2 separate regions of the Mus musculus genome follow, and region 2 is linked to region 1. Evidence: chromatin contacts called from ENCODE Hi-C data. All regions are on one chromosome and are shown on one strand. Each heading gives the region's core, a stretch centred on a gene start or an enhancer-like site at or near the end of the contact. The rest is flanking DNA. Distances are from core to core; before and after follow the strand shown.

Region 1 (7,183 bases), core at 2,017-4,516:
GGTCAGAGTGAAAGCGTCCAGATGGAATGATCAGGTGTACCAGGAGTCCCTTCTCCAGAGGCAAGTACCTCGGTGACAGAGGGGACTCAGAGGGTGCTCCTCACCCACGATCAAGACACCATGGAAGGCTTCTGTGGAGAAAGCGATGGTACCCTATCCTCACCTGCCGGGATATCTGGTCTACATAGCTTTTGTGACTCAGGGCCACGGATTGGTGGGAACACAGCAAGAACCATAGAAGCTGAATGTGTGACTGGAAGTCACCATTCACTGGGGGGAGGTGCGGGGGTGGGGGGAAGGAGAGGCAGTGGGGCAGGGACACCAGATGTCCACTTTGGATTGTGTTAAGTACAGATGTGGAGTAAGCAGAAAAATATAAAATAAACACAGGACTTGGTGAGGCCTGGGGTAGCCCCCCTGGGAGGTTCAGAACAAACAGGGTCTATGACAGGGGCATGCCAGCACCACTAAGAAATGTTTCCTTCAGTACCCACTGTGAGTCACTCAATAGCTCCTAAAAGGCTATCTGGATGCAGTCTAGAGAGGGCTGCACCCAATTCAATAGCCATGCATTGGGGGTGGGGGGAGTCCTACACATATAGTAAGGGGATTAGGTGAGACAGCTTGGGATCACACAACCAGGCTAAAAACCCTTCCTGCTGCTCTAGGCACAAGGACCCACCTGGCCCTGATGCAGCATGCTATGGTGACAGCGCGTTCCCCTTCTCAGTTCTTTCAACATGCCGTGCACTTCCTGTTCCCTTTGGGGTGTTCCCTCAGCCCCTGCTGACATTCATCATTGCTCTCTTACTTTGCAGGAGCCCTTCTCAGGCTGCTTCGGAGTGCACCTCTCCCTTCTCAGAGTTCTTAGACTGTTCTTCTCCTAACTGTAACTGAGCTGTCAACACGGAACACGGAACACGGGGGGTGGGGGGTGGGGGGTGGGGGCAGTACTCTTCTCCCCTTCCCCAGGAAGGCAGATCAGGCATTCCTGTTCTCTACTTAGATGTGTTTCCTGGTAGCTGCTCAGCTACTTAACCTGATCTGCATGGAGCCAAGCCCAGGTTGGGTGGGACAGGCTGAGGGCAGGGAAGCAAGAGGTTATCAATGGGGTCTGGAGTCATCTGAAAAGATGGCTGGTAGAGTTTGCACTTGGGCTGGGCCTTACTTGAAGGGAAGATTGTGGAGGCCTAGGAAGCACTTTAGTCAGAGATACCACTTAAACTCAGGCGAAGAAACAGCTGTGTAACTGAGGGAAACTATTTTCCCTCTCTGGACCTTAATCTCCCTTCCATAAAACAAGACACCGGAAAGATGAAGAACTGCAAATAGTATCTAGTATGACAATAACATCATTTTTGTGTGTCAGACCATGGCGGCTATTTTATCTCTTGAGCCTGAACGCACAGCTTCAGCATCGTTCTAGGCAGCTCAGTTCTAGGCAGCCAGTACCGACTGACCTGGAATGGCGACTAAGAAGAGCCTGCAAGTAAGGTTTGGATGAGCTGGTGATCTTGGATGAAGTCAGGCCCTTATCCTGATTCAGTGAGCATGTGTCAGCGGGGGTGGGGGTGGGGATAAGTGAGGTACATGGTTACTGATAGTGCAGTGGCAAACCCTACTGAAGCAGAGCATTCAACTATACAAGATGTCACTATCAGAAAGGACATAAAGATGCTTCAGCCAGGAGCGGCAAATCACATCTCCAGGAGCCTAAGGACAATGAGCATGAGAGAAAGGATCTGAGGAGAGAAAACAGAGTGGGGGAAGGACTCTGACAATCTGGAGAAAATAAGTCTGCTTGACCCACTAAAAGATTCCCAAGTCTACTTCCTCAACTCTGTCCTCTTCCTTGTTGGATGGGGCCAAGCAAAATGTTCTCCCACACAGCCAGATTGGATCTCTGAATCATGCCAGTGTCATGGGAGAATCCAGATCTATAGGGGAATGTTGTTGTCTAAGGCCACTGTGTGTCACTATTGATTTATATCATGTGGCTAGAGCTTGGGAAATTGGGAACAGGATATATGTATACCAGTGAAAGACAGGAAAGAGTTGAGGCTTCAGTTTTCAGAAGATACCAATTTCATCATGGTTGATTTCAGCAGGGAGAGGAGTTGTGAGTTAATACTGTTAGCAATCACCCATGTGTCTGTCTGCTTCTGTGTTAGTGGTTTTCATTGTTTGGATTTTCAGAAACATGGTAGTCTTCACTGGGGAAATTTGTGTCATGATTAAACACACACACACACACACACACACACACACACACACACACACACACACACACCCCTCCTTCTCAGTATTAATCACCTTCTCCCATAATTAGTAGTTAAAATGTCAAAGGAGAAGGAATTAATTAAGAGAACTATCCAGTGAAGCAAGTCATGTGCTGCCAGGCTCTGGGGCTGATTATAAAAAGAGTTTCTTTAAATATTTTGAACACTTTTGGGAGTCAGAATCCTTCCGTCTAATTGAAAGATCCTTCATTATACCCTTAATTCTGGCTGGTGGCCAGGGATGCAGTCCCGGGTAAGGTAGAGGGTGGAAAGCCTTTCTTTATCCTTAGGAGACTCTCTCCACCCTTGGAGAGGATGGCCACAGAAGTTTAAAAAAACAGCAGGTGTCCCAGACGCCATCTGAGGACAGAAAGAGCTTCAGTTTGTACAGAGTCTACTGTTAGGAGATACTATATAGCATTTCACAATAATCCGGTAAAACAGGTGGTACTAACACCTCCGTTCTACAGACGAGGAAATTGAGGCTTAGGATGGTTGGGAGTTCCCCGTGTTACATGTTGACAAACTGAGAAAGAAAACATTGACTCTAGGTGTAATTCTAAGCTTTGTTCTTTCAATGGAATTCTGAAAATTATTCTCAGTTCTTCTCTGGATCGCTTCCCACCCTAGTTTTGACAGCTAAGCCAAGAGACAAGACCCGCGCAAGGAGGGTGGAGCTAAGAGCACAGCGCCCCGCCCAGGCGTGGTTTCAGCCAATGGTGACATGACACTGGCGGCCTTTCGCCCAATCAGCCATCGCTCCTCGCCCCCACCCTTTCTCCTCTGCCCCGCCCCTTCGCTTTCCCTTTGCCTCCACCGAGCTTGACCGAGCGGAAAGTCCCTTCAGCCAGCACCCTGCCAGCAGCCATTGGAGGAAGGTCTGTTACAAGAAAACCCAATCAGAGCGCACGCAGGGTCGGATCTCTGAATACGATTGGCTAGCGCGGCATCTACCCTCTCCGCCTCCGCTCCTCCCTCCCCGCGGGCAGTTCGGAGGCGGGGCAGGTGGGGGCGGGCCCAGGTAGCAGGTTCGGCTGCGCGGGGGCCCGCGCGCCTGAGGTAAATACTGGGGTGGTGGGTGTGGGGCGCCCGGCCGGCCCGGGACGCTGGTTCTGAAGCCCGGGGCTGCGGCGCTGAGCGGCGGCCGAGGCGGGTGAGTGTGCGCGGCCGCGCGGCTGACGCTAGGTCCCCAGTGTTCCTGCTCTGCCTCAGGCGCCCTGAAGCGCGGAGGCGACCGTCGGGCCTCAGCGCCCGCCCGTTAGCTGCCCCGGGCCGACGAGCTTCTGACGTCAACCGCGGTTGTCACCTCCAGCCTGCCCGAGGGCTCCCGACTCGCGGGACTCCTGCACCACAGGGCTTGGGTAGGAGCAGTGCAGGACTCCGTCTTTCTCTCTGGCCCGCCGTCGTGGACAGATGGGGAAACTGAGGCCGGGACCCTGCCTGGCTCCCAACGGCTGCAGGAGGCAGGGAGAATCTCGGGTTATGGTACCTCACGTCTGTGCTGTTTTGTGGGGTGTTGGTGGCTCCGCTCCCGGAAGAGCAGTCTGGCCTCGCTAATGGCGTGTTCTGCTTTTTCTTTCAGTTTCTCTGGTCTGGAGGGAGGGGGGAGGAGAGAGGATGGTTTTGCACAGTTGTGTAGTTGGAAGGTGCATCCTGTTGAGACAGGTACCTTGTTTTTCCTTTTATTATTATGGTCAGCCTTGGAGGAGACCGCCAAGTCGCGAATGATCATGGTCTGGAACTGAGTTCATCTGGGTCAGCTGCCAGGTTATTCATGTCCTTGGCATCTTTTTCTATTCCACCCCTTGGCATTTGCATGTTTTAGGGGTTTGTCATCCTCTAGCCACCAAGCCTTGCAATCTCCCAACCCCCACTATCCCCGCCACCTTCCTCTTTTTGATTTTCCCTGGAAAGTTGTCTCCTTAGAGGAGCATTCATTCATACCTTGCTGTGGTGTGTGTGTGTGTGTGTGTGTGTGTGTCTGTGTGTGTCTGTGTTGGGGCTAATCAGGGATTCCTAATAAGATTGCTCATTTTTGTAATCATTGGCTCCAGAGAAGAATGCAGGCATCAAGAGGGCGTGCATTCAAACATCAGTCTCTTGCACACCCCCTCATACCTCAAGTAGGTTGAATGGCCCCAAGAATTTAGCCTGCTGCTCCCCGCTGGGTAGTGGGTGGATTTGCACTAGAACAGTATTGAAGGAAAGTGATTTGCTGGAAATTCTTAGTGAAGTTCATGTAATTTGAATGTTGACAGTACCCAGAACATTCTCTAATGTTCTGCTGCAAAATTTTAAGGTATTCTTTAAAAAAAAAAAAAAAAGCCTTGTTTGGACTGGAAACTTTTGAGATGAGCTGATAAGACCAGGAACTTGTTATGTAAAAATGACATATTAAACAGAAGATACCTAAACTGTGGTTAAGTGATTTAAGGAAGTCTTTAATACATGAAGAAAGAGCAGTAATTATCCTGCCCATCAATCTATACTTAGTGTTTTGCTCCTGGTGTTTATACTGTCATCTTACATTTTTAGTTTCAAATGAAGCTCCAAACAACCTGGTTTCATAATTGTGACATTTCACCTTACTTGTTTCTACTTATATGGATAGTAGCATAGTATAAAATTGATTGTGATTTTTTTCCCCAGAGAATTAATGATATTTTAGGCAAACATCATGTTTCTCTATTTCTTGACTCTTATTTTTAACATAGTAGAAACTTCTGGTCACTTAAATAGGACAAGGAAATAGCATTTTGGCTTCCACCATTACAATCTAAGCTAATCAAGTTTTCTGGTCTAGTCCCTGGAAAGACAAGGAGTGGGGAAGTCACATTTTTAGAGCCCAGTGGTTAGGTTTAACTCACAAGAGACAGCATTGTTCCTGTCTTCCTGATGTGACTGCAGATGCAAGAGCCAGACTTTTTTTTTTTTTCCAGACTTTTTTATTAAATAAACCTTTTAAGTCCCACTTGGTTTTGTGACTGTATCCTCGTGTCACAAATTATTCTGGTCTTGAAATCTCTGTATTTCTATTTACTGTTTAGGCATGTAATGACTTGTTCTTTTAGTAAGAGTTGTTTTTTCTTAAGTTAGTCATTCTAACTGACTGAAAGCATTTGGAGAAGATGTGGCTCTTTTCTTGCATATCCATGCCAGCCTGCTTACCTCTTTACCATTTGTGATTTGAGCAGTATTTAGTATTGTAATTTCTATTGTGATTTAGAAAGCTTTCTGTGGTGTTTTAGAACAAGGAGGCTACCTCAGAAGAGCCAGATGTGATTGAATTACACCTGTCTTTGTGAGTGTCTTGGGGATGGTACATCTTGATCACTTGAGCATCCAGATGTTTTAGTCTAGAAAAATTACATTATCGCTTTTATGTAGCTGGTGACCATTCATATTGTGATTCTTAAAACCTGGTAATTCTGATCATTAATATTTGTTGTAGGACTTGCATCCTGTTCATCTTATCATTTCATTCACTGGAAATTGTTCAACATTTATTTTTTTAACCCTCATTTAGTTTAATAATTTTTATCTTAACATAATGGAACCCTCCTTTACTCAGCATTCAGGCCGACAACTTGCTCATAAGCAGATAGATTCTTTTTTGTTCCCTCGTCTCCAGTGTCCCCAAGAAAGGCCTCCTTTCATCTTTGTGTCATGCTGAACAGTTTGAGGCTACATTGTTGTGGTCCAGCTCTTTGATACTCTTCTTTCAGTATTTCAGTAATTAATCAAAATATACACAATTACTGTTACCCAGTCAGACATGGGACAATGTTTAGATGAGTTGTTCCTGATATATTCACCTTCACAATGATTCCATTTGCCAAGTAACTCGAGAGTATAGTTGAAAATCTCCCCCTTCATACTCTCTCTCTCCTCATTACTGTGAACTTGTTGTCTAATAGCAGTCATGACCTGCACTTAAAGCGGAAGCTGAATGGGTGGAAAGCAGACATCAGCCCTTAAAGTGTGTAGTTTTCAGGGTCTACTGACTGTATCAGAATATTGAACGTGATCTGGAAAAAGCTCACGATGTGATTTTGATGTTTCTCTTTGTAGAGTCTTGAGACAGTTCTTATTGCTTGGGGTTCTAAGGCTTTATTTAACTACTGTGCAGATCCCAGAGGAGTGAGAATGTTGGTATTATATTCATTACTACAGGAAGAGAAAAGATGGTTAGGATATTTCTGTTGTGATGCTGATGTTTTGAGATGATAAATGATCATTTGGTTTTTCATCAGGTATGTGTGTAGAAAGAGACAAAGTTCTCTATTCTATTTTATTATTTGTAATAAAGGAAATTAATTTTAATGTGTTTCAAACATACTTTTTTCTTTTTATACATTTTATTTATTCTCGTTTTTATATGCACTAGTGTTTTACCTGCATGTGTGTCTGTGTGAGGGTGTCAAATCCTGGGGTTACAGATAGTTGTGAGCTTCAATGTGGGTGCTGGGAATTGAATCTGAGTCCTCTGGAATTGTAGTCAGTGCTCTTAACTGCTGAACCATCTCTCCAACCCCCTGAATCTTATTCTTGATATATTCCTTTTAAAAGCGGGAAGGTTCACACGTCTCTTTCTCTTTGGATAATACTTTAAAAAATATTTTATAATGTTTGTTTTGACTATTTTAGTTGTCTGTTGTACCTATTCTATTACTGAATATAAACTCAGGTTCACTTGTGCAACAAGTTGCATTCATCATTCTTTGTCTAGTTCATTTAAAAAATATTCTTGAAAAGTTCTGTTTATTGCCATAGACCTTTTTACAAACCAAGCAGTTATATAATTCTTAAAACTGTGTACTATCTTTTGAGATCAAATTCATTTAAATATAATGTCCTGAAACATATACAATTATTTTGTTTTGATAATGTTTCATTAACACTAA
Region 2 (7,183 bases), core at 1,251-3,750, 400 kb before region 1:
GCCTTCTTCAGGGATACTTAGAACAGAGCTTTCTTGCTGTCATCTGCTGTCTTTGCAGGATGTATGTAGTGTGGCCCCGGGTGTTGGTTTGGCCCAGGCCCTGTGCTCAGCACAGGATGGGGTGGCCAGCCTGGACCGAGTAGGAGGTTCACAGTATTGAGACTTCTAACAGTGTATGGTTAGTTTCTCCTCTGCAGAGGTCAGATGTGATCCCTGTCAGCCTCCCAGGTCTCCCTGTCTTCGTGTCCACTCTTAGCCAGCCCTCTGACTTGCTCACAGCACTGGCTTGGCACTCCCCTGCTGCTTGTCTGTGCAGTCTCTCTGCCCATCCATGCAGCCTCCATGCCGCACACACTACAGCACTTAACCTGGTTGGCATTCCTCTGAGGGGAGCCCTTTCAGGAGTCCTAGGCTCCACCAAGAGGGCAGCTCCATGTGTCTGCCTGTCTCTGTGGGCAACCTCCCGACATCTTTCTTATGCCCTCTCCTGTGTCCATCCCTGTCCCTCACCCCCACCCAGGGCTGGCCACTAAAAGGAATTCCCTGCCTCTTTGAAATCTCGGCTACTGTAGGCCATTTCTCAGCAGTGCTTTCTGAATCGCTAGGGCCACCTTCTTTGCTTTCTCCCTGGACATCAGCACCCAGCTGGTCCTTACAAAGTGGCCATGACAGAGGCCTGGCTCCTGGAAGGAAGGAGCTTATGCCCCCTTTACATAATGGCCGGCTGAGATCTGCGGAGCACAATTCTCTCTGAAGGGTCGGAAGGGTGCCAGTGATGGATGCTTCTAGAGCCTGGATTGTCATCTGGCCCTCAGTGCCCTATTGAGGCCCAGCTACCTACCTTGGAAGTGGCTTAGTCTCATGTCCTGGGGTCAGTTGACTTACGTCACTGATGACTTACATCAGCTCCCCAGGCTGAGCAGGGAGAAGCACAGGGCTCTGAAGCACAGGAGGGACAACCCAGGGCCACTGGGCTCTGCAGCGATCAGGCCAGCATGCATTTCCCCATGAGTGCTGTGGGATGGCACAGCCCTGACCACACGAGTATCTCTCCCTCAGCAAGGAGAATGTGGGCTCGGGACCCATCCGGTGGTCACGGGACCCATCCAGTGGACATGTCTGTCCCTCTCCTTTATTTATTTATTTATTTATTTATTTATTTATTTATTTATTTATTTATTTATTATTTAATTCACTTTACATCCTGATCACAGCCCACATCCTCTAGATCCAATCCCACCCTTACAAGTACCCCCCCATTGTCCCCCTCCCCTTCTCCTCAGAAAAGGGGAGCCCCCACTTGGGTACCACCATTTTCTAAGAATGTCACCTTGTCCTTTGGGCTTCAGTCTGTTCATTTCCATGGCAGGCTGGCCGGCCCTGCTATCAATCACAGGAGGCTGGGACAGGCAGCCCGCCCCTGCTCCCCACACCTATCTCCAGGACCCCATCTGGCTGGGAAGGAGGCTGGAGGTGATGCTCTCATGGGGCCCCAACTAATGGGAGGCAGCCTCTTTTGAAATACCAAATGCCCCAGGGAGATGCATGGGGATACCAAGGGGCTCTGGGGGGCAGAATGGGGCACGGCTGCATCCCTTTCCCTGCCAGGGGAGTCAGGGGGAAGAACTGCTTGGTGGTGGGCAGGGGTGGGCAGGCAGGAAGATGGATACCTCTGGGAAGAGCTTTCTGGTCCTTGTATGTCAAGGTTGCTTAGGCTGCAAACCTCATGCTTAGAGTAGGCTAGCATGACCCTTCGAGGTCATGGTGCTGCTGATGGTATGCTGCCTTTTGTATGAAGCCCCTAATAGTTAGGTACCACTACCAGTTCATTCTTTGTATCTGGAGGCTGAAGCCCAGAGAGGTTACTAAATGTGGCTAGGCCACACAGCACCTTCCAGGTGTCTGAGCTCAGAACTTGCACTCTGAACCTCTAGGCTCTCCTGTTTTTCCATTGTGAGCACAGGCGGCACCTTGTCCACCCTCCCATTTCCTTTCCTCATTTAGTAGTTGGTCACGTGGGTCCCCTGTCCCCACATGTGTTGCACAGGAACCCTGTGTTATTTTGCTTCTTGTGGCTTCAGCACCTTACCCTGGTGTAAGGCAGGAGTCCAGAGAGGAACTGGTGATGGGGCTGCGGTGGATCCCTTCGTTCTTTTAGCACTTGTAGACTTAGAGGGTGGCTTTATGGAGGTCAGATGGGATCCTCCACACTTGGGCCTGCCTACACTGCCCACTGGGTGCTGGCTCTATTGCAATGTGGCATAGGATCTGCACGCCTGCCCTGCAAGATGCTGAGCAGTGCTCAGCCTGTGAGGAGGTACCTTACACCCCCGCAGTAACAGGCTAGGGCAGCCCTGGGGAAGCCAGGTGGGAGGGACCAAGTGGTCTTCCTGGAGGAGTTGGCTAAGTGGATGTGCTATGAGGTGGGTGATGGGCAGCATTTTCAGGCCACTCAGACTCAATGATGAAAGGGCGGGGCTTATTTGGGGAAGCAAAATCAGTCAAAACCCACAGCCACCAGGAAGACCCAAGAAGTTGCCGAGAGAGTTTTGGGCTGGGGTAAGCGAGGGGTTTGGGGTTCTTGGTGTTCTGGCCAGGTACAAGGGTCCCTGGAAAATTGTCCTCAAGGGAGGCCAGGGTTTAAGGAGCAGGGCCTGCTGGGACAAAGGCTCCATGTGTGAACCTCTAGTGTCCAGTCTACAGCCTAAGCTCTGGAAGGCTGAAGTTTGGGGAGACCAAAGGAGGGTACCCATGCTTCACATAGCTATGGAAAGGGCCTCTGAGTCCAGGGCCGGTCTAACTTTGGAGGTGAGACAGTGGTTTAGGTGACACAGGGGTTGCTTTCCCTGAAGGCTTTTCCCTCTCAGGCCTGTCCCTCCCCCGTTACAGACAGGTCCTATTGACCTTATAGGGCTCTCAGGAAGCCTGGGAAGAGAGTCCTTCAGGACCTTGGGCTAGGGAGGCCTTTCTACAGCGAGTGCTTGCTGTGTGGGCTGTTGAGACTTCTGAGGTGGGTAGTAGCCTCAAGCTTGCTGTTGGGACAGAGGCCTTGCTGGACTCCCTAGGTGGCCTACTGGGTTCTGGTGGGGCAGGCTGCTCACTTCTACCTATCAGTCCTTTGCTGGAAAAGCAGGACAGCTCAGGAACCCTGGAGTGACCAGGCCAGGAGAGGGCGAGGAAATGCCTGGGCCGTTGGAGCTATGCAGAGGGAGGTGGAGCTGAACTGTTTTTTGAATTTTGTTCTCTGCCCAGTGTGGCCTGGAAACTGAGGCACATGGTCACACTCTGGCACTAGGAGTTATCTTCTTGCCTCCTTTCCCCAGGGAAGAAGATGTCTCTACCTGGAAGCTCCCAGGAGACAGCTGTGGAGCCCACGAGAGCCACAGGGCCTTGACCTCATCTCTTCCCACCATCCAAGAGGGCAAAGTCAGGTTGGTCCCTGTTAGGTCTCTCCACCCTGGTAGTGGGGCCCCTGACTGCCAGAAAGGGGGAGGTGTCACCATGGCTTGGGGAGACTTCCTGGGGGAGGAGTTCTAAGCTGGGTCTGGGAGACTCCAAAGCTAGCATTTCCTAAAGGAAGTTCATTATTGCAGTGCAGAGAGAGGCCCCTTAACCAGTAGCGGGTCTCCTGTAAGTCAGAGGTTCTCAACCTGTGGGTCACAACCTTTTTGGCAAGCCTCTACCTCTAAAAATATTTACATTATGATTCATAGCAGCAGCAGAATTACAGTTATGAAGTAGCAGTAAAAATAATTTTATGGTTGGGGGGTCACCATGACATGAGGAGCTGTATGTATTAAAGGGTCGCAGTGTTAGGAGGGTTGAGGCCCACAGCTGTTGAATGCTGACTTGTTCATATGTATTATAGGGGCTTTAAACGGGAGAGGAGAGACGACTCAGCACTCCTCGTGATAAGGCCCTGTGGATGTGTGGCTAGCTTGCTCTGTCCTGTGCGTCAAGGAATGCAGGTGCAAAGGTAAGAATGAGCCTGGGGTCTGGAGAGATGGCTCAGTGGTTAGGAACACTTGTTGGCTCTAGCAGAGGACCTGCATTTGGTTCCCAGCACCCACATGGTGGTTCACAACCATCTATAACTCCATTCTAGGAGATCTGACACCTGACCTATGAAGGCACCACATGCCATGGTACACATACATATATTCTCGGGCAAAACGCACACATAAAATAACATTAACTAGTTGGAGATAGAGAGATGGCTCAGGTGGTAAGGGGCACTGGCTGCTCTTCCAGAGGACCCAGATTCAATTCCCAGCAGCCACCTGGCATCTCACAACCATCTGTAGGTCAAGTTCTAGAATATCAGGTGCCCTTTCCTGGCCTCCTCAGGGGAGGCATACATATGGTGCATACTACATGAAGGCCAAATACCCATATGCATCGCGTAAAAAATAGATTTTAAAAATAAAGTAATAAATCAAATTGAGAGAGAGAGAGAGACAGCCAGAATGAGAGAGAATATATTAACCTGGACCTTGGAGTGAGGCAGGCCTGAGTTTGAATCTCAGCCATTCCAGGCAGCTTTGGACTGTAGGCTAGGATGACAGAGGTGTGTGCCAAGGTTAGCAGTGGCTTCTGGAAAGCCAACCTGTTTCCCACACTGGCGGCTCTGAGGAAGGCAGACCACTTTTTCTCCTTGCCATGTCCAGAGGCCACAGAACACTTCCTGTCTGTCAGCAAGCCCGAGAGGCATAGGGCAATGTCCAGCACTGTTTGGGATGTCACCTGTCAGCTCCTCCTGCTCGTAGCAGCATCCTCAGCCTGGTCCGCAGTCACTGTATGGCTCCTTCTTTCGGGCCCAGCTGGACTAGACCCAAGATAACAGCTCTGCTGCTGCCTGGTACCCTCAAAGGCATCTTGAGGTGGTGTTCTGTCCTCCCGGAGCCGGGCCACTGAAGCTGTGGGCTTCAGACAGGATTGGGGGAGGGGCTTCTTTCAGATCACTTCTTTCCATACCTCTGGTCCTTTTTGTTGGTGTCGTAACAGTCATGTAGATGTCCTCAGTCTGTGCCAGGTGCTGGCTCAACATCTTGTCTGCATGACCCCACGGAGCCCTCTCAAAACCTTATGGTCAGACTGTTCTTCTCCATTTCCAAAAGAGGAAACTGAGGCATGGAGCAGTCATGCAGCCATATCCAATAGAGCCAGGAGTCACTTTTTCAATTAAAAATTAAAACTGTTCTTAATTGCGCAGGCAATATGGCAATAGAAAGACTAAGAACTGAGACTTAGCCGTTAGGACCAGAGAAGATTTTGGCAGGGGGCAGGGTTGGGTGTGTGTGTTTCGGTTTAGTGTGCATCTACCAGGCATGACGTTGGCCCTGTGGAAGTTTCCCGGAAGCGACACACACCATGGGCATCTGCATGCGTTCTACCACAAAGATGTGTTATATCAGCCCTGAGTGGGAGACACACTTTCAGGCGTTTGTTGTCACCAACCATGGGACTCGGAATCTTGTATGGGTCCCTCCCACCCCCACACACATGCAAGAGTGTGTACACCATCAATTATAGCAGTAGATTTGCTAAGTCTAAGGTGTCTGTGTGTACTGACACACATTCCTGCCAGGAGTAAATGTGAGGGCCCATTTCACAGACTTTATAGAGTAAGTTCATCTTTGCCAGTCACACAGATAAAATAGTTTCTCATGGTAGTTTTAACTTGCATTTTGTATAGGTGATGTCATATTTTTTTCCAAATGTTTAAAAGCTTTTAGGGTTGGCTTTTCTCTGTCCTTCCTGTTTGTGATCTTGCCTTGCTCTTAGTCCTTTTAATTTGAAGCCTCATTTATGAAGGGCATTAGCTTCCTCAGATGTGAGCTGCACACGTATTCCTCCCTTGTGGGTTATTCTGTTGATTATTCTTTTAATACTTTTTTTTAAATCAAGTAGTAAATGTTGTTTATCTAAACACTTGAATCTGCCAGTCTTTAGGACTCTTGAGTTTGAATCAGGTTAGGAAGGCCTTAGCCAGCCTGGTGGTAGAGATGCAGGTCTTTAATCTCAGCACTCAAGAGGCAGAGGCAAGTGGATCTCTTGAGTTTGAGGTCAGCCTAGTCTACAGAGTGAGTTCCAGGACAGCCAGAGCTACACAAAGAAAACACAGAGGAACCCTGTCTTGGGGGTGGAAAAAAACAGAAAAAAAGGAAGAGAGAGAGAGAGAGAGAGAGAGAGAGAGAGAGAGAGAGAGAGAGAGAGAGAGAGAGAGAGGCCAGCCTTATAGCATGAGAGTGCTTGCAGCCTCCTGCACCCTGTAGAGCTCTTCCTGTGTTGATGGAGACTCTGGCCAGCCCTTTGCCCTCATTAAAGACTCGCACGCTCACTTTTGCTGCCCTCTAGATTATTAGGGAAACAGCGCTTGTCTCCTTCCTTCCATGCATCACAGGAACTCAGTGTCTGGGTGAGGCTGTGTGGGCTGGGCCTGTCAGCCAATGAGGTCGGGGAGGCCAGTTAGACCTCCCCTTTCTGTTCTTCCTTATCAAGGGAGAAGGGATCAGAACTGTGTTCTGCGTGGGTGTGAAAGTTTCCATTCTAAACGGTGGATGGCAACGTTTAAAGAAAGAATCATGAGCAATGCAAGGGTGGGGCCCGGGCCAGGAAGATGGCTCAGTGGGTAGAGGTGCTTGTCACCAAGTCTGATGATTTAGGTTCAATCCCGGGATCCGTGTGGTTCCCCTAGCTTGTCCTCTGACTTAACAGAGTAAATAAAAAAATGTAAAAAAATAAGAAGAGGTGGGGACAAGTTGATGCTCCTGGGAAGTCTGGCTGGCCATGTGTCAGTAGATTAGCACACTGTCTGGCTCCTCCTGTTGCAGAGTCCCAGCAGACATGATATGGAGGCCCTGCTGCGTCCTCTGTCCCTTGGAGCTTGGCTTAGGCAGCTTCTGCTGGCCCTGGCCAGGTGCCTAGCATACAGGTGGTGTTACTGTTTTTGGAATGTGTGCCAAGGGAATCAGTGAGGAATGAACGAATGGCCAGCAGGTACTCCTCAGGGTGGGTCTACCAGCCCTCACCAGATTGGTGGCCATAGCTGTTGTATGTGCATTTTAACAGAGAAGCTGTGCTGGCCCACTTCGATGATCTCGGCGCTCAGCATTTCTGAGCCCGAGGCTGAAGGATCTGGAGTTTGAAACAGTTTGAGCAACGTAGTAAGATCTTGTTACCA

Evidence for each region. Hi-C counts contacts between places; a loop is a spot of excess contacts on that map.
Region 2: a loop to region 1 is called in a map of T-helper 2 cell, with 4 times the contacts of the local background. The contact joins the promoter of Adcy7 here to the promoter of Cyld in region 1. A Hi-C loop is called at or near these places in 3 of 37 maps with a recorded cell type or tissue (T-helper 17 cell, T-helper 2 cell and regulatory T cell).

The regions. Positions count from the first base shown.
Region 1 is chr8:88,693,762-88,700,944 of GRCm38, forward strand. Cyld (CYLD lysine 63 deubiquitinase) reads left to right here and starts at 3,267. Exons shown (of 17, transcript NM_173369.3): 1 at 3,267-3,338.
Region 2 is chr8:88,291,704-88,298,886 of GRCm38, forward strand. It overlaps Adcy7 (adenylate cyclase 7), which reads left to right and starts at 2,501. Exons shown (of 28, transcript NM_001037724.4): 1 at 2,501-2,559; 2 at 3,324-3,431; 3 at 3,869-3,976.